Regions from separate parts of the Homo sapiens genome. Here region 2 is linked to region 1. The links are chromatin contacts, found by Hi-C or POLR2A ChIA-PET in ENCODE. All regions are on one chromosome and are shown on one strand. Each heading gives the region's core, a stretch centred on a gene start or an enhancer-like site at or near the end of the contact. The rest is flanking DNA. Distances are from core to core; before and after follow the strand shown.

Region 1 (2,700 bases), core at 114-2,613:
GGAGATGTCCTACTTTTTACATTGCTGTGAACTGCTGGGTTGGGTACCTGCCAGTGTTCAGGCAGCAGTTACATAAGAGCTGCTTTTTTTCCTGGAATTTAGGCTCACTGCTGATGTGTGACCTTCAGCAGTAATTGCCAATAAATGCAGTGGGGCTGTTTACTGTTAGACACTGGCAACCACAGAGCAAACTCAACTCAGAACATACAGAACCTATTGCAAAGTCAGTGGAGGGATATATATATATATATATTTATATATATTTATATATGTCTGTGTGTAGATACGTGTGTGTGCGTGTATATATATATATATATATATATATATATATGCATATCACTGAGATTATTCCGTAATGACTGAAGTTGTATAATTTGGTCATGTCAGAATGTGTTTTTAAAAAATGAACTTTGCTATTGGGTTCTGATGAGCTTGTCCTATAAACTGTAGGTGAAACCACATTGTTGGAGCTAAATAATTTTTGCTTAGTTCTGTTTCTAAAAACAAATAGAGTTAGTAAAGATAGTTGTCTCAGCAGATAGGAAGATTTAAAGTTGTTCTACTGAAATGCTAGATAACTTCTATTTTAGCTCAATTTTCTTTAAAGCTTTCTGTTTTCTTAGTGTGGGTTTTCAGAGGCTGATGCAGGATCGGGCCCAGCAAACATATTTGCAAGCCTGTTCACTGTTGGTCTCCTCTGAGGTTATGAGTGAGTGGAAAGGAACTCTGAAGACTGATTCGAGCGGCTGGAGATACAAATTGTCTTTGATTTGCTGATAACTAGATCTACGGTACAGTTACATTTTTTGAATTGCATTCGGTTTCTATCAGGTTAGTCATAGAAAGAGACATCCCATTTCAAAGGAAAATTCTAGAAGCCCCAGGGTAGGAAGGGGATTACTGCTGAGGGCAGTAGAAAACAAAGGGTATTTGCAGGCCGCGATCTGTGCTGGTCTGTGATAGGCACACATGAAGCGGATGGATGGATGTGCGTGGGTGCTGTTGTGCAGACACCAGAAATAGTCACCTTAGGAAGTCTGTGTGCTCCTTTTCATTTAAGAATGATAAAGTATAATTTCTTTCATTTGTAGTAGAAATTTGTCCCTTGATAAAATGCTGGGTACATTATGTGTTGCAAGTGAGTAGATCAGTGTCGCATATGCATATATTCAGTTACTACCCAAGGTACCATAATGAGGGCCTGATTCGTGGCCTCATCCAGGAAGGACACTTAAGATTCAGTGACTTGAGGTGCAGTTTGAATTTCTATTTCAAAGCCATTCATTGGGAGTCATTTTTCTATTAAGTTAGGTTTTGCTCACCTCGCCTAAAAACACTGGGAAGACAAGATTGCAGAGTAAATATGAAGAGGCAGTAGAGGGCACTAGTTGGTTTCTCAGTTCAAAACCAGAGCACATCAGATCACTATGAATCGCCTGCTGATGTGTGAGATTGGCCTTGACTGGAGGTGCCAGCGCCTGAACGCAGTGACTGGTCCTGGGACTAAGCAGGAATACAGAACATGGGAATTTCAGAGAGCCCGTGCCCTCAAAATGTTCCCCCTAAACACATGTTCAATGAGGGCTTCACCTTTCATGTAAAAAACGTGACAATAAAAATATAATTCCATTTATTCATTTACTAAACATTATCTTTTCCTTGGGGTATTATACATTGTATTTATACAGATCTTATTTGAACATATATATCCTATTAATATGCTTATATTTATTGAAATTACAGCTTATTGCCATAAAATAACCTTATCCTCAAGGAAACATAGCCAACATCCGCATTAGAAGGAAGTGCTAGTATAGGCTATGGGTGGTTTTACCGACTTAGATACCATGTATGGCCTGGCCCCTTCCATGCCTGGCCCATGGGTTGGATTATTTAGGGAACTTGCCAGCTAGATATTGTGAAATGAAATTTACTGAAAATAAACCAAGGATTAATTAGTATTTTAGTTAGAAGGAATCCTAAAGAATATTTGCAGCCATGTGTGGTGACTCACACCTGTAATCCCAGCACTTTGGGAGCCCGAGGCAGGCGGATCACTTGAGGTCAGGAGTTCGAGATCAGCCAGGCCCACATGGTGAAACCATGTCTCTACTAAAAATACAAAATTAGCTGGGTGTGGTGGTGCATGCCTGTAGTCCCAGCTACTCAGGAGGCTGAGGCAGGAGAATCGCTTGAACCCTGGAGGCGGAGGTTGCAGTGAGCCGAGATCATGCCACTGCACTTCAGCCTGGGAGACAGAGCAAGACTCCATCACAAAAACAGACAGACACACAAAAAAAGAATATTTGCTTTGTCCTCCTTGAGTAGGTCAGGAAGTGGATGCCCAGAGAGGTTCAGTGACTGGCTCAGGGCCACACAGAGAGCCAGAGCTAAACCCTGGATGAGCCATAGTCACAGGATGCTCATGCAGTGCTCTGGGGTTTTCCAGTCTATTCCACGAAGGGATCACATTGAAAAGTGTTTTTCTGGTTAGACACGATTCTTGAAGATGCAAAGCATCCTCTGTTTTCTCAAACGGCTTCGTAAAATTTTCAAGGGAAAAGACAGTTATTAATTTAAATTTAATTTTTGTTTTAAGAATTAATTAAACTAATTTTAGAACAAGCATGACAGCAGTTTAACAGAGGAAATAGTGTGTCAGTACAATCATAAAACATAATCCCTGCCGGGTGATTAAGA
Region 2 (2,700 bases), core at 74-2,573, 280 kb after region 1:
CTTCACACTCATCAAATCCTAGCTTCAGTGTCACCTCCCTTAAAAAGCCTTCCCTTGGCTGGGCATGGTGGCTCATGACTATAATCTCAGCACTTTGGGAAGCCGAGGTAGGAGGATCACTTGAGCCCAGGAGTTTGAGACCAGCCTGGGAAACACAGAGAGATCCCATCTCTACAAAAAATAAAGATTTTTAAAAAGGCTTCCCTTCTCTTCCTTTCTAAAGCACTGTCATGTTCTCACTTCTTCCACATCTCCCTGCAATGCCTGTTTTCTATTCCAATCTGCAATTCCCTTCCTTATTGACTTGCTGTGTGTTCATCACCTGACTCCCTTCAGTAGAACACACACAGATGAACCCTGACGGCGGGGGCCACGTGCAGGGCTCCATTTCTGTCATCTACAGCAGTGGCTGCCACACAGCAAGGACTCCATGAATACTTATTGAATCAGTGAGCGAATGAATAGCCAGCTGTACCATGTTGGAAAAATGACTTGTGGTCTTTGAATCTGTTTCCCCATCTCTAAAATGGGATTGGGATTCATGCCTCTTCTTTTTTTTTTTTTTTTTTTTTGAGACAGAGTCTCACTCTGTCGCCCAGGCTGGCGTGCAATGGCATCATCTCGGCTCACTGCAACCTCCACTTCCCGGGCTCAAGAGATTCTTCTGCCTCAGCCTCCCAGGTAGCTGGGATTACAGGCACCCACCACCATGCCCAGTTAATTTTTGTATTTTTAGTGGAGACGGGGTTTCACCATGTTGGCCAGGTTGGTCTCGAATGCCTGACCTCAAGTGATCTGCCTGCCTCAGCCTCCCAAAGGGCTGGGATTACAGGCATGCCTGGCCCCATGCCACTTCCTAAGGTGGATTACAATCATACAATCACGTTACCATATATTGAGGACTTACTGTGTTCCAGGCACTGTACTAGGTACATAAAACCTGGCATCTAGAAAGTGATCAGTTAATTTCAATATTCCCTATGTTACTACGATTGCTACTGCTAAACTCTATAGGTTGGAGACCCTGATTGAGGAGCTGAACCCTTGATCCTAAAATGCTCCCCTGCTCCCCGCACACCCAGAGGCTACCCCAAGGAAGAGAGACAATCCCAGAGGCTTGAAGCAAAGGGAACACGCTGGGAAAGAAAACTACTCTGAGGCAGGGTGCAGTGGCTCATGCCTGTAATCCCAGCAACTTGGGAGGCTGAGGTGGGCAGATTACTTGAGGCCAGGAGTTCGAGACCAGCCTTGGCGACATGGTGAAACCCCGACTCCACAAAAAATACAAAAATTAGCCGGGTGCAGTGGTGTGCACCTGTAGTTCCAGCTACTCAGGAGGCTGAGGCAGGAGAATCGCTTGACCCCGGATAGCAGAGATTGCAGTGAACCAAGATCATGTCACTGCACTCCAGCCTGGGTGACAGAGTGAGACCCTGTCTCAAAAAAAAAAAAAAGGAAAAGAAAAGAAAACAAAAGAAAAGAAAACTACTCTGATATTCTCAAAGGGGTTCCTTCTTTTTGGATTTCTCTATCTCTCTTGAGGATCCCATCCCACCCCACCGCCATTCAACCCCGCCTTTCCCAACCACATACCAAGAATAAACCTCACACCCTGTGTGCCTCTAGTGTCATAGTTTCCTGCCTCTATGGTCACGGGCTGCTTGGGCTCGGAGGGATTTTCCAGCTTAGGGCAGTGCTGGTGGGACCCGAGGCAATGTGACATAGGAGGAGCTGTGAAGAAGACCTAGAAAGAGGAAAGCCCCGAGCAGATGCTGACAGAGAACTGGAGTGGGGCCTCACAGAGGTACCTGGAGTGCAGGCTCCCGGGAAGGGGAACCAAGCCTTGCCTCTGATTTCAGCAAGTGCTCACAGAGCAGGCCATCTGGCGGCTCGCTGCCAGCCAAATGCTACTGACCAAGGACTTCCAAACTGACCAGGCCCAGAACAAGAAATTCTGTTTAGCATCTGGAGATCTATGGCCAGGCTGGATCCAAATGGATTCCAGTTTAGAGGGCTGTCCACTCCTTGGCAAAGTCCTGTTTTCTTAACCCTCTCTTCCCTTTTGAACCAGTGATCTAAGGGACTCCTCCTCAAGTCTTCTCTAATCCCTCGTAGCCCCACTAACAGCCATCACAGTCAGACACCCTCCTCAGAGAGCCATTTCTCCTCCTTGGTCTTTCTCTTCTAATTTCCACTCCTGATATCTAGCTAGCTACTTCTTCTAAACATGTCAAGGGACCTAGTTTCCAGTTCTGCTCTGGCTCTTACTCAGTGGCTTCTAGTAATTTCCAGCCCTTCTCTGTGCCTCAGTTGCCCCATTTGTAAAATGGGGCCCCAAAAGGTTCCTTTCGGCTCTGACATTCTAGGATCCAAAGTACAGAGATTAAGCCACAAGAATCCCTACCAGAAGGTAGGGGATCCAGCCTGGACCACAACCCCAGGGCTTGACAGTTTCCTGCCCAGCACTGCCTGCCCGCCTTCCTAGCTGTGTGGCCATAGCCAAGTTTCTGTTGAATGGACAGAGGGTAAGATGTTAGGATTAAAAAGTCAAAGTGGGCCAGACGTGGTAGCTCACGCCTGTAATCCCAGCATTTTGTGAAGCCAAGGTGGGTGGATTGCTTGAGGCCAGGAGTTCAAGACCAGCCTGGGCAACATGGCAAAACACCATCTCTACTAAAAATATAAAAGTTAGCTGGGCTT

The links. Hi-C counts contacts between places; a loop is a spot of excess contacts on that map. ChIA-PET counts read pairs that join two places held with the same protein, here RNA polymerase II (POLR2A). Pooled maps may share reads with other maps.
Region 2: a loop to region 1 is called in a pooled map, with 2.4 times the contacts of the local background. The contact joins two enhancer-like sites. A Hi-C loop is called at or near these places in 2 of 37 single-sample maps with no recorded cell type and 5 of 50 pooled maps. POLR2A ChIA-PET finds 5 or more read pairs at or near these places in 10 of 52 experiments (GM12878, HCT116, K562 and 7 more).

Annotation. Positions count from the first base shown.
Region 1 is chr3:4,720,873-4,723,572 of GRCh38, forward strand. All of the region lies in intron 40 of ITPR1 (inositol 1,4,5-trisphosphate receptor type 1), which reads left to right. Among named protein-coding and RNA genes, the nearest start is that of EGOT, 29 kb to the right of the region's middle. Within about 2 kb of position 1,364, at least 18 of the 41 ENCODE cell types and tissues checked have a DNase peak (open chromatin) inside an H3K27ac peak, as active enhancers do.
Region 2 is chr3:5,005,212-5,007,911 of GRCh38, forward strand. No RefSeq gene overlaps it. Among named protein-coding and RNA genes, the nearest start is that of BHLHE40-AS1, 27 kb to the left of the region's middle. RefSeq lists enhancers at 1,595-1,864, 2,385-2,514. Within about 2 kb of position 1,324, at least 5 of the 41 ENCODE cell types and tissues checked have a DNase peak (open chromatin) inside an H3K27ac peak, as active enhancers do.